Linked DNA regions of Homo sapiens: regions 1 and 3 are each linked to region 2. The links are chromatin loops, found by intact Hi-C in ENCODE. Cell type or tissue: Calu3. All regions are shown on one strand. Region 1 has its middle 12 kb from the start of BARX2. Region 2 overlaps BARX2 (BARX homeobox 2). Region 3 overlaps BARX2 (BARX homeobox 2).

Region 1 (8,000 bases), 71 kb after region 2:
CTATAAATTACTAAAGTAAATGAATGATATGGTGCCAATTTCTCTGCGTTTCAATTACACAAGCAGCCTGCCTTTTAAAATTGAATTTGAAGTCATCACAGAAGAGAATCCCCAATTCTATTGCCAGTCCACATCCTGATACGTTTACTTAAGTCAATTATCGAGTTGCTTAGATTATGTCTACAGAAGCTGCCAAAACATCTGGTCATTTCAATCAGTTCAATAAAAGATTCTGCCAAGTCAGGGGGGAAAATTAGTCAAATTACTCATTTGTATAGGCAGAGCAATGGGTTGTTTTCTCTGGGTAGACTGTACATGGATATAACTCAAAAGGTTTTGGTTTTCTCTTCTGAAACCAGAATACAGTTTATAGTTCCTGAAGGAGGTTGTGATATTTATCAGTGTTTGGGAGGTGCTCTGACAGATCTATAGTCCAAAATGTAATGGATATGAAAAGGACTTAATCACGTCTCTGAGACAATTCTGTACTCATTTGAATCCTATGTTCTCAAGGTTGGGACCAAGTCAGAATTAAGCCAGTGGGTTTTTGCTAAATTTTGAAAAATAAAAGTACTAGTACTAGAAATCACAGAATAGTGCCTTTTCGCCTAAAACCCACCGGCATTCCTGTGGATGTATGTCCTCACTTTAACAAAATCTGACACATGATTTGAATTACCAAATACATATAAATATACGGTGTTTCACGGGAACCTCCGCTGCATAAAATGCTGCTCTATAAAATCAAATTAATGCGGTCCTATTATTTCTTCAGTCTCTTCTATGGCGTCTTCGATGGATATTTGAAATTTCAAATGATTATCTTTACTGACCACATAGTGACAGCCCCAAAGAGAAATAAATGCTCAGAGACGGGGAGGAAGAGATTTAGGAGCCCGGCAAGGCTCCTGTTCCTATTACCCTGTTTTTCCTGTCGCATTTACATACTCACTCAATGTTTCAGATCAGAGGATTTTTAATGAAACATTCTAAATAATGATTTAGTTCAGAAGTCTGTATTAGAATACGAGCTCTCACTTGACTAAACATATTGGAAGAAGAAAACAGTTTCATTATTCATTTGGAGCAACATTAAGTACAAATAACCTACCCATGTCTAATTTTATGCGACTTTGTTCTCTGTACATAGATTTGAAGTTTTTTGAAACCTGAGATAATTAGGAACAATTATTGTCATAACTGAATAATATAAACTTTGTATTATGTCTGAGGTGACTCACCCTCCTACTAAATATTCCAGAGTACATGATCTGTTAGGCTGAGGTCTGTGTGTAACTTGTTAAATGTCTATAGCTTAATTGTTAAGAGTTGCTTGTTAATGAATTAGCAACAAAGTCTTTCTGTTTCCTTTAAGAGAGAAAATAGCTCTTTGTTTCAAGAACAAAGAAATTTTAAAAACTCAGTTTTCTAGGTAGGAGGAAGGTAATTTTTCTAAAAGAGAAAAAGGTTTATTTAGAATCTCAGTAGGAGTAGACTCTTGCTTTATGAAGAAAAAAAAAAAAAAAAAAGCCAGAAATTTTACTATAGCTCAACTGAACTGAAGAGTAAGATCTGGGGTCCAGTAAAGAATAATATTCAAGTAGCCAAAAGAGGATTTTAGTTTTGACACAGACAGATTAGAAGTCGGTAGGATCAAGACTTTTTGGAGAATGAGCAGAAGGACCCTGCACTAAGAATGGGATAAAACCAAGGTGGTCAAATGGGGGTTCACAGGGGTAGATCTTCGTTAACTTCTTGTGGACAGAAATAGAATTTGTTTTTCCTTTGTAAGAACTAATGATGCAGAGTTTATGCTTTTATTTATGCAGTATAATTTTGGAAAAGTAAGTTTGACTTCCATGAATATGATGGCTTGGAGAACAGAAATGGAGCAGGGCATGAAGAGAGGAGAGGGTATGACATTGCAGAAAATATGCAGATTCTGGGGTTCCAAAGAACCTCAAAATTATTAACACAAATGAAAAAAAGTGCCCAGTCTTGAATTCAGCTTTGGAATATACACACCCCACATACTTGTAGGTTAACAAGTAGTTTACTGTCCTGATGACAAACTAAGAAGTCATTTACAAGGTAATATTTTGGAGTGCAAAGACCCACATAAAAGAGACTGAATTAGTCACAAGCTGTTTGTGGGAATGTAAATTGGTATGATATTTCTGGAGGGCAGTTTGGCATTATATCTCAAACACAAAATCGATCCAGCAGTCCCAACCTAGGAATTGAAACCAAAGCTGTGGTTCTCAAATATGATTGTACACATAATTTCCTAGGAGTGCTTGTTTAAAAACTGCCCATTCCTAGATTTCCTCCCTCCAGAAATGTGTAGGTGTGACAGTTGACATTTTAAAACCAGCAGTCCTATTGATTTAGCTGCTGTTTAACAAACAGGTTGCCAAAGAGATAAAAATGATAAAAGTGGGACAGGCTGTAAGAAGAAAAAAATGTTAGTTGTAAGAATTCTTAAAATTTAAGGAAATTAGGAAATCTGTCATTTTACCTCTCTGAGCCTCAGTTTCCTTGTCTTTGAGATAAAAGTACATACCCAATAGTGTTATTGTAACACTAAAGATATATATAAATGGTTTAGACAATGACTGACACGTAAAGATCAATATATGTTAACTATTATTACTGCAATGCTGAGTGAAAAAGTCATTGATATAATAGAATGTGCAATACAATTCCAGCTTCAAAACATTGTTTATATACACATGTATATAGGTGCATATAGAGATGTCTAAAAGCATGTTCAAATACTAACAGTGATAATTTATTTTTAAAATGTATTATTATTATTAGAGATAGGTGTCTTGCTATGTTGACCAGGCTGGTCTTGAACTCCTGGCCTCAAGCAATTCTCCTGTCTTGGCCTCTCAAAATGCTGGAATTACAGGTGTGAGCCACTGCACTCAGCCCAGTGATAATTTATTCTATGTAGTTTTGAATATTGTTTACATAGTTTTACAATTGACATTTATCTTTTTTCCTACAAATTATATTTAAGTTCAAAAATATTATAATATTTTACATTCAAAAATAAAAAGCGAACTTCAATATCTTACATTTGCATAACATTTCCCATTTACAGAAAATTTTCAAATGCAGTACTTCATGTGAACTTTATACAGCCCTATATATGAAAAAAGACAAGTCTTACTATCCCTATTTTACGAAAGAGGAAACTGAGGAAAAGTGGTTTACTTGAGGTTACCCCACACAGCCACATCTACACTTGCAGAGCCAAGTCTCAAACCCGAGTTTTTTGAGTCCAAGTTTCCCATACCCTCTATGGGACAATGTTTTTTCACTGATCTCAGTTATATTTTTCAAAAGAAATGAAATTCCAGTTTTATGAGTTTCTATTTTTCGCTCATCCACCCCCTCATAAAAAATGCTAAGCATTTGATAAAACCGAGGTAAACTGAATATTAAGAGGGCTGACATAAAAACATATTAAAGTCAGGAAATATCACAGTTAGGTCTGGTAGGAAAACTTAACCATCTCATGTGTCATGAGCTTTGGTTACTAGGTAATCCTCTAAATATAGACAGTCCCAATCACTTGTTAAAAATTAACAGCAATTTCACGAGCAGGGAAAGTGAGTTGATAATTATGTGGAACATGGACTGTCCATTGGATTGCTCTGAGTTCTCGAAAGTTTTTCACCTCCTAGCAATCAAGCCCCGGCGTCTCACGGAGCCTTCCCAGCCAAGCCGCTTTGGCTCTGGACCACGTCTGCAATCAGAAAGGATCCTAAGGTACCCGCCACTTCTCAGGGTTGCAGCGTGGCCGCTACTGCCCTCTACCGGACAGCAGGGACGCATGGCGTGTGTGCTGTGGAATCCGGTCTCCCTCTATCGGCACGAAGCAGGTACATTATCAAAGACAGGCTCTCCAGAGGTGCTGCGTCGGCGCTAGTGACTGTCCCAGAACATTGTCTTGGGAAGGCCACCTGGGGGGCTCCTTGACCTCAGCACTGTCAGAAGTGTCACCTGTTGCTATTCTTCCCTAAAACAGATCAAGGGACTCTCTAGACTGGACAGGGAAGCCTCTTTGCCCGTCCTACACTCTAGGGTTAGTTCTGATCATTCTCACCATCAAGGACTTGAATTCTCCACCGAAAATCGTTGTACATGACTTAGCTCTACTTCTGATTAATAAGGGTATTGAACAAGGAGGATTTGAAAGCAGCACATAATACCGGTAGCAACTCTGTAGCATACAACTCTAAGATCTAGGACTGTGCCCTGATGTCACCATTTAAGAGCAAAGTCAGCTCCAGTATAAACAAGCTTTGTGGACCTCAACCGTGAGTAAAAGCTCCGCTTCTCTGAGTTGGTCTCAGGGATCTAATTAGTTTATGGTGGTAGATCTTGAATATGATCAACACTATGTTCATATATTGCATTTACATTAACTCCAGTATACATTTGCCTGCTCTAGATCATGCTTAAATATTTCTGGCTTTTATGGATTAGGTGCACTTACAGTTCCCTGAATTTATAGATGACACCTGGTCTCTTTTAACTTAGGATGTAAACCTTCTTGAGTAAAGGGAGTGGAGGGTCTGGCTGAAAAAGGAAAATGTAAAAGGTAAAATCTTAATAAGAGGATGAATATAAAAGAAGAGAAATAGAAATAATTCAATTTTTCCTGCCATTGATTTTTCTGTCCTGACTCTATGAATTACAAATACAAAGTCATTTGTAGTGACTTTGCTATTTTCCTATAAAAATATATTTCCTTATTTCCCCCCTGCCTGCAATAGAACACACAGAGCCAGTCAGTCTTGCCAGGTATGGAAAACAAGTTTATACATAACTAGAAACCTTTCTTCCCCCTAAAAAATCAAAACAAAACTCCACTTCATGGGACAGGCTGAAACTACCACAAAACTATGGGGAATGATTAAGAAGTTGGCTGAGGTGCTTTCTAATGACTGTTTAGTCAATCAGATAGCTGAGTTTGGGAACAGGATGTTGTTATATTTCTGGATATTTAAATACCACCTTCTTGAATGGCAACATTTTGTTCTTTGTATTACATTGCATTGTTTTCCTTGTAGCAACGTGTTGTAAATCTGTAGTGGAGATAAGTGTATAGAAATTGAATATAGAGATAATTCATCTAGCATATATTTATTGAGCATCTACTTTGTCCCAGGAACTGTGTTGGTCCAAGAAATGTGGTGGTGAACAGCACACACTCCCTTTCCTCACAGTAACAGACCTGTAGTGGAGATAGATGAGTCAACAGGTGCCTACACCCATAGTTAGGAACTGGGAGATTTAAGAGCACGAAGGAGGGGCACTTAGCCCAGTCCGAAAAGAAATAAGGGAAGGATTTCAGAAAGAATTGTTATATAAGGTGAGATCTGAAGGAAGAATATGAGTTAGGAAGGGGTAGAGAAATTCGAGGCAGACAAGAAAAACATCCAAAGCATAGAGGCAAGTGAAAGTGTCTCATGAAGCACCTGCAGTACTTGAGTGTGGCTGAAGTGCAGGTTTGAAGAGGAAAGTGTCCTGAGAAAATGAGAAAGAAGGGCCAGATCATAAAGCATCTTTTATGCTATGTTACTGATTTATATTTTATTCTGAAAACAATAAGAAGTGCTAAATGATTTATGGTAGGAAGGTGACATAATCAGATGTGCTTCTGAAAGTCCGGGCCATAATGTTATAGAGTGTGGATTCAAGGAGAGCAAAATAGAGAGGAGGGAAACCGGTTAAGAAGTTACTGTAGGCCGGGCATGATGGCTCACACCTGTAATCCCAGCACTTTGGGAGGCCAAGGTGGGTGGATCACCTGAGGTCAGGAGTTCGTGACCAGACTGGCCAACATGGTGAAACCCTGTCTTTACTAAAAATACAAAAATTAGCTGTGCGTGGTGGCAGGTGCCTGTAATCCCAGCTATTTGGGAGGCTGAGGCAGGAGAATCGCTTGAACCCGGGAGGCAGAGGTTGCAGTGAGCTGAGAGCATGCTGTTGCACTCCAGCCTGGGCAACAAGAGCGAAACTCCATCTCAAAAAAAAAAAAAAAAGTTACTGTATTTCTATGTTAATCCAAGGGAGAGGTAATTGACTTCTGAAGCCATAGGATGAAGAAAAAGGAGAGACCGAAATGATTTCAAGGAACTAGAATCCATGAAACCCAATAATTATTTTGAGGTAAGAAAATAAAGAAGTCTAAGTCAAGAATGACCCTATTTAATACCCAGAACATAAAAGCTCCTACAACTTAATAAAAAAAATGACTCAATTAAAAAACTGGGCAAATGACTTGAATAGAAATTTCTCCAAAGAATATATATATAAATGGCCATAAGCACATGAAGAGATGCTTAACATCATTGGTCATTAGGGGAATGCAAATCAAAGCCACGATGAGACATCACTTCACCCCTACTAGGATAGCTATAATTAAAGGAGACAGAAAATAGCAAGTGTTGGCATGGATGTGGAGAAATTGGAACCCTTGTACATTGCTAGCAGAAAAGTAAAATGGTACAGATGCTGTGGGAAACAGCTTGGCACCTCCTTAATAAGCATAGACTTAGCATATTACCCAGCAATTCGACTCCTAGGTATATGCCCCAAATAATTCAAAAACAGAAACAAACATATTTTCAGGCAAATGCTTATTGCAGCATTACTTACAATAGCTAAAAGTAGAAACAATCCAAGTGTTTACCAACAGAAAATTAGATAAATAAGAGGTAGTATATACATACAATGGAATAATATTTAGCCATAAAAGCAATAAAGTTCTGATACATGCTACAACATTAATGAATCTGGTAAACACTATGCTAAGTGAAATAAGACAGACACAGAAGGACAAGTGTTATATGATTAAACTTATACATAATGCCTGGAATAGGTAAATTCATAGACACAGAAAATAGAATTGTGCTTACCAGGAGCCAGAGAGAGGGAAAAGTGGCAAGTTATTGTTTAATGGTTATAGAATTTTTGTTTAAGGTGATCAAAAGTTTTGGAAGTAGATAGTAGTGATGGTTGTACAACATTGTGAATGTAGTTAATAGCATTAAATTATACCCTTTTAAAACTGCATAAATGGCACATTTTATACTGCATATATTTTACCACAATTTTAAGAATCAGTAACATAATAGACCAGAAAAATCTCACATTGAATTTGTACACCTTCAATGGGTGAATAATGGCATTGTATGTAAATTATCAATAAAGTCATTAAATTATCAATGATTAACAAAGTCATTAGAAAACAAACAAATAGCAACAACAAAAAGGAATAGAGCTCACATTTCTGACTTGGCAAATAAGTCGATGGGGCTACTATTCACTAATATAAGGTGAGAAAATAAGCAGTTTGAGGAGGAAGTAGTAAGGTCATTTTGGGTGTGTTAAATTTGAGATGTCCATCAGACATACAAATGGAGATGCACAGTGTACAGCTGAGTATGTGTGTCTGAAATTTGGAAGAGAAATCTAAATTAGAGGTACAATTCAGAGGCCATCAGTATGTATATAGTAATCAAAGCCCTGAGAGTAAATGGAATTATTTGGGGAGTATGAAAATCAGAAGATACAAGAACCAAGGAGAGAATCTCAAGCTTTATTAATATTTAAGGGGTGGGCAAGCAGAGACATCCACAAAGAAGTCTGAGGGGTAATATAGGAAGCAAAGCAATTTAAAGAAAAAAACACGTTGTGGGGAAAAGGGGCATTTTTTCCATATCTTTTACCACTGTAAATAATAATTTCCTTTATATTTAATGAAAGAAAACTAACTGCAGAAAAGGCTTAAATAAGAAGAAAAATCTTTCTTACCTCTTTTTGTCCTCATACCTAAAGTCCAAGTTGTTTCAAATTAGAAAGCTTGGATTATAAACCTTCAGAAAAACTTTGCAATGTGTACCAAACAAACCTAATCAGTTTGCTTATTCAGAGAGAGACAGACTGAGAATCAGTGGGAGAAAAAAGCAGGCATGTCA
Region 2 (8,000 bases):
GTCTTCCTACTTCAGTTCATGGCGTCCCTATCCACCTGCTGGCCCAGTCCAGAAACCACAGAATTCTCAACTCCCTTCTTGCTTCCTTCCGCAATGTTGATTCTGCCAATTCTCTCTTCAAGATTGTCCTCTTCTCACACATGGACACAGGGAGGGGAACCTCACACACCAGGGCCTGTTTGGGGGTGGGGAGGATAGGGGAGGGATGGCATTAGGAGAAATACCTAATGTAGATGATGGGTTGATGGGTGCAGTAAACCACCATGGCACGTGTATACCTATGTAACAAACCTGCACGTTCTGCACATGTATCCCAGAACTTGAAGTATAATAATAAAAAAAAAATTGTCCTCCTCTCTATTCCTGCCTCTCTGTTCCCACTGCCACCCTTTAATTCAAGTCTTCGTGATGATCACTGGATTCTCTCCTAACTGGTCCCTGCTCCGTCTCTGGCCTCTCTCATCCATCATTTATGGTGCCACCAGAGAGACAGTTCTAAAATGTAAGTCTGATCATGTCACCTCCAGCTCATAAAGGCAGTGCCAACTGCTTAAACAACCAAGTTCACATTTCAGCCAGGCATACGAGGTCCACCATTTGCCTGTTCACACCTTAAGCTGGAGATGTCCTGGCTACTTGCAGTTTCCTCCACATACCCGGCGAGACACGCTTCTTTGCCTTGTGTGTGCCAACCCCTCAGTGCGGGACTTCCTGTCCCTCCTGGAATCAAAGCTCTTCTTAAATGTTACCTCCTCTGAGAAGCCTCCCCTAACCCCATCTCCCACGCTCAGCAATATCCTGTGTTCCTACTGCACTCAGCAATGCACAGGCACCAGCGCCTGGCTTGCTGCGTCTTTGTTCCTGTAGTCGTTCCTTCCCCATGATCCCTTTCTGTCACAACAGGACTCTCTCGACTGCTTTCTGGACCCGTAATCCCTGCCACAGTGCCCCAGTGGCACCCAGAAGGCCCTTACCAAACAGCTGACGGTGCCTCATTAACAGAATCAGAAGCTAAATTCCCTTTTAGTCGGTGATATGCAGACTCCTCTGTCACTTAAATTTGTATCAAAGAGCTACTACACAGCTTAAGAGATTCATTTGAGGTTCCTTCCTTTACTTTTTGATAGGACTGGTGTCCAACCTGGTATGTCCAAGGCAGCAGGCAAAAGAAGAGGAAGAAGGACCTGAGAAATCTCCCCAATAAATAGGATCACACATTATTAGCTCAGCCATCTCCAGAGTCAGTCTGAAAGAACAAGATGAGACACTGAGATACACACTTTTTTTTTTTTTTTTTTTTTTGAGACTGAGTCTCGCTCTGTTGCCCAGGCTGGAGTGTAGTGGCATGATTTTGGCTCACTGCAACCTCCACCTCCTGGGTTCAAGCAATTCTCTGTCTCAGCCTCCCAAGTAGCTGGGATTACAAGTACCTGCCACTACACCCAGCTAATTTTTGTATTTTTAGTAGAGACGCGGTTTCACCATCTTGGCCAGGCTGGTCCTGAACTCCTGACCTCGTGATCCACCTGCCTCGGCCTCCCAAAGTGCTGGGATTACAGGCGTGAGCCAACACACCCGGCTATTTTTTTTTTTTTTTTAAGGAGACAGGGTCTCGCCTAGAGTGCAGCGATGCAATCTGATGCAATCATACCTCACTGCAGTCTCAAAGTCCTGGGTTCAAGTGATCCTCCCATCTTAGCCTCTTGAGTGGCTGGGACTACAGGTGCATGCCATCACACCTGGCTCATATTTTAATTTTTGTAGAGACGGGGTCTCACAACGTTGCCCAGGCTGCTCTCAAACTCCTAGCCTCAAACGATCCTACTGCCTCAGTCTCCCAAACTGCTGAGATTACAGGTGTGGGCCACAATACCCGGCCCAGACACACACTCTGGCATATGTTTCAGTTAAAATAGTAAATTAAAGAAAAGGAGGTGAGGCATTGAGGCCTCCAAGAAAGCAAGGGTCACAGCCTCCCCAACATGGATCTCAGAGGGGTTCAAAGAAGGGGCTCTCAGCCAGGTCCTCCTGGGTCTCAGTCAAATGGTTCTGACTTGACATCCAGCAAATTCACTAACATGTCTGACCTCCTCAACTGGATCCCTCCAGTCCTTCCCAAGCAATAGCCAGGCCAGCAAACTGAGTCAGTGGGGAATCAGCTGGAGGCTGTGGAGAAGATTGAGAAGATCATGAATCCCAATTCCAAATCTAGTCCTGCTGCCTCCAATCCTAAGAGTGAGTGGCTTAAAAACCAAGCCTGTTTCCCAGCTGACCGCCTGAGCAACCATTTGCTAAACTGGACCTTGTTTATGATACTGAAATAGTTAAGTTCAAATATGGAGATAAAGTGGTGAGTTAAGTTTAGCCGCAGGCAGGCTCCAGGGACCGTGTGGTGGATTCATGTGGGCTGGGTTCTGTTAACCAAGGTTGAGATGATTTGAGCCAAGGAGTGGACTCCGCCATAGTGTCCTGCCTCACTGTACCAGTGCTGTGGCTCCACGGCCCACAATGGGAGCAAGTCTCCCGTTCCCAGGGGCCTTCACTGCGGAGAGTCCCTTCCCTGCGTCCTCACCTGTCTGGGGTTGACAAATACTTCTGCTTCTGGAATTTCTTCTCCAGGCCCATGAGCTGCAGCTCGGTGAAGATGGTGCGACTCCGGCGGGGCTTCTTCTGTCGGGGCGTGGGCTGTTCCGTCTCTGACTCGCTGCTGGCTAGGGCCTCGCCCCCTGGGGCCTCAGCAGAGACCGCCTCGGTGACCTGGTGGCAGGACAGTGCCTGGGCGATTCCCGGGGTGGCAGGGACCAGGTGGGAGATGACAGTGGGCTGGCGGGTGATCACCGAGAGGAGCGGATATGCCCGCAGGGAAGGGGAGCCTGGAAAACAAGCAGGGAGGCAGGTCACCACAGGGAACGGTGTGGGGAAGCAGGCCAGGACCTGCGGAGGGCCGCTGGCTGAGGTCTGTCTGACAGGGAGGGCCCTGCTCTTAAGGAGGTACAGATGGAGGAAGGGGAAGGAGAGGTAACTCAAGACCTACAGCTGCAGGGCAGGCACAGAGGTCTGCTCTGCTCTGTGTGGGAAGATGAAGCCCACGGCCCAGAAGAGGTTCCTGCAAGTCCTCTGGTTTTAAGCAGATCTTTCCCCTCTCTCCCTTCGGAATCCCTAAATTCTTGGTCCATGGGACCAGGCAGATGAAAAGAAGTAGTCAGGAAAAGCTAGAGACACATATTTCAGAAACCCGAAATAGATTTGTAATATGCAAACTTCCTGAGAACCACCTGTGGTCTTTATAAAAAGACATGCTTGTAGCTATGAATTCTTCCTGAGAAGTCTGTGTACCTTGAAGCATAGCATTTTTCAGAGCTTGACAGGATGCTTTCGGATTATTTAATTCAACTTTCTCATCTCAGAGGGAGTAAATTGCCCCAGGAAGGTTAAGTGAGTTGCCTAAGATAACGTAACTAGGAAGCAGCAGATGGAGGAGTCAAACCAAGTTCTTCTGACTTGAAGTCCCATGCTATCAGCACATCATGAATCACATGGATACATCATTCAGAAGAGGGAGGCAAACAGATTTTAAATCACATGAAAGCTCAGATCGGTATGACTGGCGCCTCCAGCACTATGTTAAGGAGGATTCTCAGGCTGGCCAGAGCTTGGCTGAGGAAAAGGTGCTGGGTCGATTAACAATGTCTGCTATGGGCATGTGGCCGGGGCAGGGTATGGTGGCATACATACCAGTTATATGCCACTCCTGCGTTAGGAATTTCAAGGCAAGAGTTCTTTTCTGTCCAACAATCTGTTAAATCTGTAAAGTTCAAGTAAAGAGCTTTTCCCTTTGATTATTCAACACAGAGCTTAAAATGTCTGGATCATTACCTATGTGAATCATTTTATCTCTCAGTTTCATCATCTATAAGGTGAGTAAGAAAACTAGCTGATTCTAAAGAATCCTTCAAACTCTAATATACTGATGCCACGAAAGGACCTCTCATCCTCCCCATTTGATATCTGATGAAAATGGAGAAGACCCAGGGACTGCCCTTTGGGACTCAGTCCAGCCCTGAAAAGTGACTTCAAGGCCACAGCCAGCATCTGAGCCAACCAACATTCACACTAGCTCTGAGTTGAAACCGACTAACATCACAGAAGCATCCAGGTACTACCTGTGCTCCAGCTCTCTTCTCTGGGTTGGCATTTCTCTTCTTATTCCTTCCCATGCCTTTGTTTGGCCCCCAGTCACAGTTGATAAAACAAATAGCTTCTCTTATTCTTTGAGTACACTTCTAGCTAGGCCCAGCAGAAACCACAAAGTGGTTAAATAACAATAAATCACCACTTGCTACAACTTCCATTAACTCTCCAGCCAACTCCAACACTTGATGTTTTGTGCTGTGGATTCTTTTTAAGAAAAAAAAATCACCTGGGAGTGATATTTTAGAGCAAGAAAATGAGGATATGTGGGCTTGTGGTTTGGATCTCACAGCACACATCCTGAAATGATACTTCTTGGAAAAGAAGTTGGAAGCTTCTTAAAAAGGCATAAGATGTTTCTCATCTTAAATCACCTTACTCCTTTAAGTCTGTCACTTCTTTCAAAAGAGACTATCTTTCTTTAGCAGGCTAATGTGTAATCTAGAAACTAAGAAGCTTATCATTATAGGAAATGACTAACAATCCACCTGTAAGGAAGGCTTTGTATCACCTTTCTCTTTTGTAAGAGAGTTAAATATTTTTTTACCCAACATTGAATAATATTTTGAAAGTGTGGTAATATCTAGCATTGGCAAGCATACGGGGAAATAGGCATTCATATATTGTTGGTGGGAGTATAAAACAGTATAATCCTTGAGGACAAATTAAGCAGTATCTACCAAGTCACTGACAGGGAATTTCGTAATTTGAGGTCTATGCGTACAAAGATTTATATACAAGCATATTCACTGCAGCCTTGCTTATAATCATGAGCAGGGGAAATAACCTATATATTAATATCTCTCAACAGGAAAATAATTAAATAAATTGTGGTACATCCATAGTATGAACTACAATGTAACCATTAAAAAGTACTATCTAGTTCAGGTGTGGTGGCTCAGCACTTTGGCAGGCTGAGGCTGGAGGACTGCTTGAAGCCAGCAGTTCAAGACCAGCCTGGGCAACAGAGTGAGACCGTGTCTCTGTTTTTTTTTTTTTTTTTTTTTTTTTACTTACTTTTTTTTTTTTTTTAAAGTAGAGACAGGGTCTCTGTTGCCCAGGCTGGTTTTGAACTCTTGGCCTCAAGCAATCCTCCAATTTCAGCCTCCCAAAATGTTAGGATTATAGGTGTGAGCCATCGTGCCCAGTCAGAGATTCTGTCTCTTAAAAAAAAACATATAAACTGATGAGAAAGAGAGATGAATAGATGGATAAACTATATATAAACTAATACGAGAAAATACCTAATATATTATTGAGAAAAATATGATGTAAAATCATTTGTATTATTCTTTAAAACTATGATTTTTTTTTTGTCTGCCTTTATAAATGCATTTTTAAAAGTCTAGAAGGCTAGTTATCAAACTGTTAACAGTGATAACCTCTGGGCTTGGAATAAAACAGGGTGAAAAGGAATCTACACATTTGCATCTAATCCTGCATTCAATCCAGCCATGAATATTTACTGAGCATCTACTATGGGCTACACTCCGCTCTGGAAGCTGGGGAGATAGCAACGAATACTATAAAGTCCTACCTTCATGGAGCTTACATCCATTTGGGGAGGCAGACAGCAAACAAATAAACAAGTAAATATGTAAATAGTGCCAGGTAGTGATAAACTATGATGAAAAATACAGCAAAGTGTGAAGATGGGGCAGGTGGGGCAGAGGGCAGTATTGGGGATGAGGAGTCAGGGAAGGCCATGGTGGGAAGATGACCCTTCTGCAGGTAAGCACCCCCACGCAGAGGAGAGCCTGGAGAAGGTACGGGACAAGCACCCCAGCCCCAGAACCAGCACAGGCAAAGCCCTAAAGGCCGAATGAGCATGGGTTGAAAGACCAGCAGAAAGGCAGAGTAGGCAAGGGCAGAAGTCACAGGAGAGAAAACTGGGAAGAGATCTGTTGGAGCCCGATTACGCAGGGCCCTGTAGGTCAGGGCAAATCACTTGGATTTTATTCAAAATGTGATTTTTAAAAAAGCCATTGGCAAGATGTGAGCTGAGGGAGGACATGATCTGACTGATGTCTTAAATGATCCCTAAGGAGGTTGGACTGCAGGGGCCAGGGTGGGAGCAGAGAAACCAGTGAGGAGGCCAGTAGACCAGAGGCAGCAGCTACAGCAGTGAGAGGGGGTGCATTTTATAGTTAAGGTTGAGAGGACTTGTTGAAGGACTGAATGTCAGGTATGAGAGAGAGAGTTGCCAGGAGAGGCCTGACGTTTTGGTCTTAGCAACTGGAGGAAGGATGGTGCCCTTTACCAAGATGGGAAAGACTGGGCAAAAAGCAGGATTAAGTGAGAAAACCATGATTTCTGTGTTAGGTAAGTTGCTATTAGACATCTTGCACATGTTGAGGAGTCAGTCAGATAGAGGTTGGGTTAGAGACACAATTCCTGGGAGTCTATGTGGCATATTGGACCATGGGATTGCATGAGATCACCAAGGGAGTGGGTGGAATAAAAAAATGAAGAAATACAAGGGCTGAACTCTGGGGCACGCCAACATCTCAGGTCACAGAGAGGAAGACGAGCCGGCCAAAGACACTGAGGAGGGGACAGAGAAGCAGTAGGAAAGCCCATGTCCCTTGGCATCCCCAAATCTAGATGATACTTCTGCATTGTTCACATTTTGCACAGGTGCGTATCTTTTTTTTAAAATTTTTTAAAAAGGAAAGTTACATTAAATGAGTTATAAGTTTCATTCCCATTCTAAAGTTTAATTTTATGTTCAGTTTGTCAAAAAGAATAATCTTTCATTGACCCTTGATCCCAAGGAGTGGTTAAAACTTCTTCTAAAAGCTAGGCAAAGAAAATCAGTCTAGAAATCCCAGAAATTGAGTATAAAATGTGTTTAGTTTTATGACACTTCTAGTAAAACAAACATTGTGGGTGTTCTCCTGGGAAAGGGGGGCTCTTTAGCCCATTCAGAATCCAAAGGTCTAGAGAATTTTCTCGCTTTATGTCAATTTTCTCCCTTTATGTCAAAAGATGTTTGGGTTCTTGAATCACATTCATTCTTTTAAAAGAAACATCATTTAATGTGGAGAAATAGTAGTCTTTTCAACAAATGAGGCTGGGTGTGGTGGCTCACACCTGTAATCCTAGCACTTTGGGAGGCCGAGGTGGGCAGATTACTTGAGGTCAGGAGTTCGAGACAAGCCTGGCCAATATGACGAAAGCCCGTCTTTACTAGAAATACAAAAATTAGCTGGTGTGGTGGCACGCACCTGTAATCCCAGCTACTTGTGAGGCTGAGTCATAAGAATCCCTTGAACCCGGGAGGCGGAGGTTGCAGTGAGCTGAGATCATGCCACTGCACTCATAACACTCCATTTCAAAAAATAAATAATAAGTAAAATAAAAATTTTTAAAAATAATTGCTTAAAAAAATGGTGCTGGAGCAATTGGACATCCAGATGCAAAAAATAAAAATAAAAATAAAAATAAATAAAATAATAAGAGCCTTGACCTCATAAATTATTTTAAAAATTCACTCAAAATGGATCATAGACCTTCAGTAGAAACACAAACCTATAAAATTTTTAGAAAGAAACATTAGAGAAAAATCTCTGTGACACTGGGTTAGGTAGAGAATTCTTAGCCATGACACCAAAAGCATGATGCATAAAATAAAAAGGCAAAAAACTGGTCTTCATCAAAATTAACAATTTTTGCTCTGTAAAAGATACTGTTAAGAAAATGAAAAAAGCTGCAGACTGTGAGACCTGACAAATCTCACACCTGACAAATGATTTTTACCCGGAATATATAAAGAACTCTCAAAGTTTGACAATTAAAAAATAACCCTA
Region 3 (8,000 bases), 55 kb after region 2:
TCGGGTGTTCCCACTTATCAGCGAGGTTGAGCATCCTTTCATGTTTACTGGCCATTGAGATCTTCCTTTCTATGAATTGCCTGATTGTAGCCTTTGCCCATTTTTCTTATTGCTTCATAAGAGCTCTCTTTATATCTTGTGACTTTAGGAAAGTCATTTAGCTTCTAGGATTCCACCATTACCAAAGGAGATGATAAACCTATTTCATAGGGATATTTTGAAGCTGATCAAAAAGCACTGAGTCTAGTGCCTATTACATGTTAGGTAATTTCTAAACAGTCGCTATTACTATTATTGCCCTGTCTATGAATATGGTTTAGGGTATAAAGTATTTCTAGCATTTCTCTCAAGTTTGTGGCTCCCCTTGGATAAGTACTGTAAGACTCAGAAAAAGGAGTCTCAGCAACTCTTCTTGCCCATGATATTTCCTCAAGATAAGAAGATGCAATATCAGCATTCCATTGTCTATAAGTTACCATTAGGAAATGTGCAAAGTCAGCTCCCTTAGATATTGCTTAAACTAAGCATGGAAGTTACACTTCCTTCAATCCACACGAGACTGTGACCTCTTTTGGGAAAAGCCCATCATCCTGAGTCTCAGTGATGGTTAATTCACCGAGTGAAAAGGACTCTGGGAAAGAAAGGTGGGCAGTGGAGGTTGGCAGGTTATCAATATCAGGGACTTGCCAGTACCAGGTACTTCCCAGGACAGAAATATAGCCACTATTTCATGAAATTTCATCAGGCCCAAGACCACTCCATTTCTCCACATGGTAAGTAATCCTTGAATAAGAAAAACCAAAGGATAAGCATCATATCACTTACCAAATGCATATGTTGGTTTTTTAAAAAAAAAAAAAGATCAGAAATGATCTGACATCACCTAGGCAGCAGCCAATCCTATTCTATGCACATTGTGAAAATACTCATCTGGCCGGGTGCGGTGGCTTCCAGCACTTTGGGAGGCCGAGGCAGGTGGATCACAAGGTTGGGAATTTGAGACCAGCCTGGCCAACATGGTGAAACTCCATCTCTACTAAAAATACAAAAATTAGCCGGGCATGGTGGCAGACGCCTGTAATCCCAGCTACTTGGTAGGGTGCGGCAGGAGAATCACTTGAACCCAGGAGGCAGAGCCTGCAGTGAGCCGAGATTGCACCATTACACTCCAGCCTCAGTGACAGAGCGAGACTCTGTCTCAAAAACAAACAAACAAAAAAACAAAAAACAGAAAATACTCATCTTTCCTCAATACCCAGAAGAATATGTTCCTAAGGACATGTTGGTAAGCTGGAAAGACGCGGTAAAAAGGAATCCTGCAAGCGTGTCTGCTTGTACATGGAACGTAGTTAGTTTGGTGCTGAGATCCTCCCAGCTTGGCTTCTCTTCAGTCGTCTTTTGACCTGTGCATGGAGGAAGGCTGTGTCATCTGTGTGCACTCTGCCAGGAGGAAGCTTACAGAGCTGCCCTCCAGACTTCTCAACTAGCCCTGAAATCAACTTCAACTGGTGACTGGCAGGGGCCCTTTTCAGATGTACTTGAACATCACCTAATCTTCAGAATTCTCTCCCTCTGTATTCAATTTCAACTGGCACTCAAGAAACCAGAGTCTCTCCTTAGTGACTACGGACAGAGGCCCTCTCTTCTCTCTTCTTCAGAGCAATCATATGTAGGATTCAACTCGAGCCCAAATATAATTATACCGCCTTCTGATATCTATCTAGGTGCATGGCTTTCCTCCTTAAACGTGTGCCAAGTTTCCACTTTCAAGAAGTTAAATTGCCATATAAAAATGCCCTGGTGATGATGAGTAATTAGACATGGTAATGGAAAATTAACTGTGTTTTTATTTAGAGCATTTATTTTAACAAGACTTTCCTTCTTCTAACTGTTACTAAGCTGTAATAAAAATAAATTAAATCCTGAGGGTTTGCAAAGGTTTTCTGGTTAAAAAACAAACAAACAAAACACCTCTCTTCCTGGAGAGTATTTGTGAATGCCACCAAGTTTGTACAAAGTCCTGGTCTGACTCCCGTTACTAATAAATCCTAACGTGAATTCTGATTTTGCCATCTGTGCTGTGGAAAGAAACTACCGTTCCATCCTCTCAGGCAGCTAAAATGGAGGCAGGCACCGACAGGCAGGCCCAAGGTGCTTCTCCACGCTTGCAGTCTTTGCACGAATGCCCTCAATGCTTCTCTTCTTCTCGTCGTCATGCTGCTTCCAAGAGAGGGTGCCACCTGCAGCACAGTGGTCTTTTGCCCATCCTTTGAGCACCTGTGGGCTTTAGCAAGTTCTCGGGGAAAAGGTGGTTAATCCAGCTGTGAGTGCGTCCCTAGAGCCACACTAGAAACACCCATTCCACAAGACTGGAGTGTAAAACAGAACTGCATCCCCAACAGAAGATGCAAAATGAGGTGTTAATTTATGCATCCCACCTGAGTCCTTGCAGCCCTCTAACCATATTCCAGCTGAGAGCTTGTCAATGGGCTTAGCCATAGACCCACCAACTCTAGTCTGCTAACTACAGTCGTGGGCAGGACGTGTGGCAAGGAAGACCCTCAGGCTCCATAGCATGCACGTTCACGAGCTCAGTACAAATTAAGAGGCCTCGGCTGGGTGCAGTGGCTCACGCCTGTAATCCCAGCACTTCAGGAGGCCAAAGCGGGCAGATCACCTGAGGTCAGAAGTTCGAGACCAGCCTGTCCAACATGGTGAAACCCCGTCTCTACTAAAAATACAAAAATTAGCCAGGCATGGTGGCACATGTCTGTAGTCCCAGCTACTAGGGAGGCTGAGGTGGGAGGATCGCTTGAACCCGGGAAGCAGAGGTTGCAGTGAGCCAAGATCGCCCCACTGCACTCCAGCCTGGGCAACAGACCAAGATCCTGTTTCAAAAAAATAAAACAAAAACAAAAACAAATGAAGAGGCCTCAGCCCATGTGACGTACCTACCTTTGCATCTCTGCTGCTCCTCCTACCTGACCTCAAAACAAAGTGCAAATAACACCTAAAATTGCTTCTGGTTTAACATTTACTCAGTCTTCCAGAGCGAAGGCTAAATGCTGTGCAGAGCTTAAGCTCTGGATCTCAACCTTGAAGAGGCCCCAGCACGCGTCTAAGTAGAATCAACTTTAGCCATTTAGTACCCATGGAGCGACAGAATTTCACAAGCCAGCTTTGTTTTGCCTGTACAGCCCTTCGGAGGAATGCTGTGCTATGAGGCTGAATCTGTGCAGCCTCAAGAATTTCAAAGAAACCCACTCTTACTTTCCTTCTTCCCTTCTTTTTTTTCCTTTCAATCTCTCTTTATAAATAAAATAATCCTTTGCAATCCTAACTCCTTTTCATATAGATTTTTGGGATATGTTACATTTAATCTTTCCACTCTGATTTCTAGGATATGCTAAAACTAACAACTTTATACTATCCATGTTTCTATCACAAATTCAGTCTTGGATCCAGAAATACAACCAGCAAAAAACAAACATATCTGTAGGAAATCAGCCTCATAATAGAGTTTCATTTGAGTTGTATGTAGCAAAGTTGATTTGACAGTTTTGCTGGTGATAACACCCTGTAGGTAGAGTTCAAAGAGAAAATTCCACATAGTAAGCAAAAGTATTAGATGTTCCCCTATCCCAATTCCGAGCTGCCTCTCACATACACTAGGAAAAAACAACAACAAACAAACAAACAAAACAAAACAAAACAAACAAAGAAGGGCTTAGCAATGGTTCTACAAGTAGTTGAGAGGGATTTTTTAAACACCCTAACTGCTAGTCAACAGTTAGATTAAGTTTCAAAATAATAGACTCAATGACAATGCCATCACCAAGCAAATATAAATATTTGTTGCATGAAATTACTGAATTAAATGATAGTGAACAGTGGACATTTGGAGGGGCATTTCAACCCGTGAACGAAATTTCTAATCGTTTTTTCATTTGCTTTGAGAAAAATCAGAGCCAGAGAAGACACCGCTAATGAACTATTCATGAGTTAAAACCGACTTCACAGCGGGCGCGATGGCTCATGCCTATAATCCCAGCACTTTGGGAGGCCGAGGCGGGTGGATCACGAGATTAGGAGTTCGAGACCAGCCTGGCCAACATGGTGAAACCCTGTCTCTACTAAAAATACAAAAATTAGCTGGGTGTGGTCATGGGCGCCTGTAATCCCAGCTACTCAGGAGGCTGAGGCAGGAGAATCATTTGAACCCAGAAGGTGGAGGTTGCAGTGAGCCAAGATCCCGCTATTGGAAGAAAAAAAAAAAAAACTGACTCCTAAGGAATCCCTTGGTATCTCTAGCAAAAGAGTAGTGAGATAACAGTTAAGGATCCCAAAAGAGCTCAGTTCCAAATATATACTGACCCTGGATGAGTCCCAGATCCCGTGCATCCCTCTATTTATTTACCCTTACAATGGGAACAGGAGAAGCAGTTATGAGTAATTGCTACTAAAAGCCTATGTGCCTCTGGCAGAAATACAAATGCTTGTTGATAACGATCATTTTTCCCAGACCTTGGTTTATGTTTCTCCATTAACATTCCAGTATCCAACTCTCAGGTTCCTAAGATCCTATGAGTTTGGGTCTCTGACTGAAAAAGACCAAGCTGAGATTTGGAGAGTCACCAGAGCTAACTCCATGAAGCACTAGCCAGCTCCCTAACTCCCAAACGAGACACTATACATACCTGCACCGCATTTAATTTTTTGCTGGGATGACACCCAATGTTTGTGATAAAAACGCACCCAAGGACACTACCCCAAAGGACTTGCTTCTCTTGGATCCACCACAGGATAAAATGTTCTTGATGCCACCTCCTAAAAGATAAACACCCTTCCCCAAATGTCCCTTCTAACTGGCTGGTTGACTGTCCCCTGGGTGTGACTGCACGGGTTAGTCCCGGGTGTGTAACCAAGTTGGAAAAGTCTTCCTGATTTCTGAGTACTATGACAAGGAGGAGAGTGGCATACAGTGGACTGAAACTATAACGAAGCACTGACGTGACCCTGGCACTTTGCAAAAAATACCTTCTGCTTGAGGATATTGATCTATGATTTTATGAGCCTCTCCAGCTCTGTAGGTCTAACCACCAAAGATCAGACAGGTAAGAGATTCAACAGACCCATTCTGCCAGAGAAGGGGAAAAGAATTAGATTATAGGTTAGTGGAATAATTAAAAGTCTCATCCTATTCGCAGGCTGTAAAATGTCCAAGTATCTACACTCACCTCCCCACAAATGTGCATGTGTAAATGTAAGGTAATTCTAGGTTCTAAGTAGAAAAAATTGTAATAAAAGTAATTAGTACCATAGGTTCATTTATCAGTATCTTCATGTGAAAACCCTTAGGGTAATTGTAACAATCCTTATTTTTGTGAAGCAAGTTATCCATTTTTTCTCAACACGCCTCAAATTTAGAAACTGCCTGATTCTAAAGATCAGACAGAAAGGCAGAGGCTTCAAAAATGACCACGCCGATGCTTCCACAAACTATTCTACCCCAAGAAACCAGCTTTCTTCAAGTGGGCTTTTCCACCAAGAAACATTAATCACAACCGGAAAAAGAAAATAAAGCATCCTAAATGAAGTGTATTTATGATATCCTAAAATGCACCTCTCTTTTGGCCTTTGTAATGACGGTCAATGCTCTGAAGTTGGAGAGCTCATCGCTGATTTCTAAATGGCATTACACTGCCTTCTGAGTAGGGATTACTGTTTACAGATTTAAGAATAAAACCAACTTTTTATATACTAACTTAATTCTAAGCATATTCCACCCCTCACCAATGGCCTGAATGACACAACTCTTTTCAAATGGAGGCATTCTTTTGGGCTTAGCTGTTTAAATTTTAGTTTAAATGTGATGATAAACCGTTCTGTGGTGAGGCTTACAGGGAAAGGATTCCCTTTTGCAGTGTCTATTAGGATGATTTACGAGACGTACTAGGAAACCGAGAGAAATTTAGAGACATCTTTCCAAGACTAAAATTATTGTGTTTATAATAAGAAAGCGTCTGTTAAACAACAATTTTTGGAAGGTGAGGATTCCATCAAGGCTAGAATGTCGAACAATAAATTCCTGTCAGGTGATTATCTGCCTGAGATGAAAACTATTCCCATTTCTCAGTTTGCTTGAATACATGCTATTCTGCCTGATATTTGGTACCATAAATTGACCTTTAGGTTACTAAATCCACAGAGCATGAACTGTTTCATTATGCAGTGTTTTTTTTTTTTTTAATGCTGTAGTTTTCTTTCCATCCCAATTTTATGCACTTATTGTACATGCTGGTAACTTTTTAATTTTGAGGCCTTTTTTTTCTCTTAGTTTTCATTATTTTACCTGACACAGTTCACTTCTGTTACACGTCTTTAAATCTTAAATCAGCAAATGAAAGGCTGAGAAAGTTCAGTAACTTTAATTCCAATGTATGCCTTTCACTTGAACTTTTTATGCATTGCTTCCACCACCAGTGCTCAACATTTAGTTCCATCTAGCAAAAAAAAAAAAAAAAAAAAGAAAAAGAAAAGAAAAGAAGAAAATTACAGTGTCCTTTGGGATGCCAGCAACTTATTGTTGTTGTTTTTAATTAATAAGAAAAAAGATTACATTCATCTAATCAAAGATTTTTGTCCTGACCTTAACTGTTAAAAACAAAAATGCTTTGAAAGTATGGTATTTGCAAAACCCCTGAGAAGACACTAATGGGATTCCCATGATCTAATACATGTAAGGCTTTAACTGTAACTGTAAACCCACTGAAGGCTTATGATCTGAAAGTATGAACTATTGTAGCCAGTTTTTATGGGTTTAATTCCACCAGCAAATCCCAGTTTCTATATTTTAATTCTCAACTAGAGCAAAATAACGACACATTTTCAACTAACAATCCGAAAGAAGAAAGTACTGGAATAACGGAGCCAGAAAACCATTGCCAACAGCCACCCTCTACCACGAACCATCAGTGAACTTCGAAAAGCACAAGACTGAGCAACACTTAAGTCTGTGAAATACGTGCATTTCACTTATAACACTCACAAAACTACATATGAATCATTTTTTTTTCCTCTGATTTATTTCCCACACAAGGTTCAATAAAACACGACACTTACTCAGCCACCTCTGACTGAATGACTATTCTCTGCAGCTATTTATTACTCCTCTTCTGCCACGTTTTCTTCTATGATCCAATTCTGTGACTCCTATAAGCCAGGAAAAGCTGCCTTCAAGTCAACACAGCACAAAGTCACTGAAAATTCTGCCGGCACTAGGCTCTACCTAGGTGCTTAGAAGTTGTTCTGTTTTGTCCTGGGAATGTCCCATACGCAATGTTAATGACTGAAACAGATCCTCTCTTTTTCCTCGAAGGGAATTGAGTTATTATAACAAAGGATGATTTGTGCTCAAAACAATATTCAACTTATCACCCCTATTCAGTATGTATGTGTCCAAGGGTCCACAACCACCTATACACAAATGTAAAAATATCAGTTCTCAGGAGATCTATCTTGTTTCTAAAATTTCTTATTTGTTCCTTGTTTCATATATTTCTTGGTTTTAAAAATTCAGTATTACAAGGCTTGTTATGGGACATCAGGCCTAATTCTACCTTACAGACAAATTAACTTTAAAAAGGCATAACTGAATACAGTATACATTTTACAACCAAATACATGTAGGAACAATTTGGTTTTAAAAGAACTTCACTGTATGTATTTATCATATGTTTACTGATTGTCATATAGGGACTATCAATGGAACCAAGAGAAAATACAGGATTCCACGCATTGAGCATTAACAACTCAAATGTTCCAAAAAATATCTTCCAAAACTGTTGGCCCTTCATTTTTTCATTTTAAGTGTAATTTAATTTATCTCATGCCTCTCATGCAACTAACAATCTCAAAGGTTCTTTTGGTTTGGAAATACTTTATGCTTACCTTTAATGGAAAGCACACTCAATAACTTTTTTCTGATAAAAAGTGCTCCT

The links. A loop is a pair of places that touch in the nucleus more often than their neighbours do. Peaks named below come from ENCODE experiments on the same cell type or tissue, not always from the same donor. Only the 100,000 strongest peaks of a DNase experiment are listed, where the experiment ranks them.
Region 1: a loop joins it to region 2, with 4 times the contacts of the local background. A loop is called at or near these places in 3 of 110 quality-filtered maps.
Region 3: it touches region 2 in a loop (4-fold over the local background); 4 of 110 quality-filtered maps call a loop at or near these places.

The regions. Positions count from the first base shown.
Region 1 is chr11:129,360,158-129,368,157 of GRCh38, reverse strand. No RefSeq gene overlaps it. Among named protein-coding and RNA genes, the nearest start is that of BARX2, 12 kb to the left of the region's middle. In Calu3, a CTCF peak has its summit at 3,853 (motif pointing left); a DNase peak (open chromatin) is centred at 3,817.
Region 2 is chr11:129,431,624-129,439,623 of GRCh38, reverse strand. BARX2 (BARX homeobox 2) reads right to left here. Exons shown (of 4, transcript NM_003658.5): 2 at 2,573-2,873. Among named protein-coding and RNA genes, the nearest start is that of BARX2, 60 kb to the right of the region's middle. In Calu3, no CTCF peak of the experiment used is centred here; DNase peaks (open chromatin) are centred at 3,673 and 4,203.
Region 3 is chr11:129,377,092-129,385,091 of GRCh38, reverse strand. All of the region lies in intron 1 of BARX2 (BARX homeobox 2), which reads right to left. Among named protein-coding and RNA genes, the nearest start is that of BARX2, 5.2 kb to the right of the region's middle. In Calu3, no CTCF peak of the experiment used is centred here; no DNase peak of the experiment used is centred here.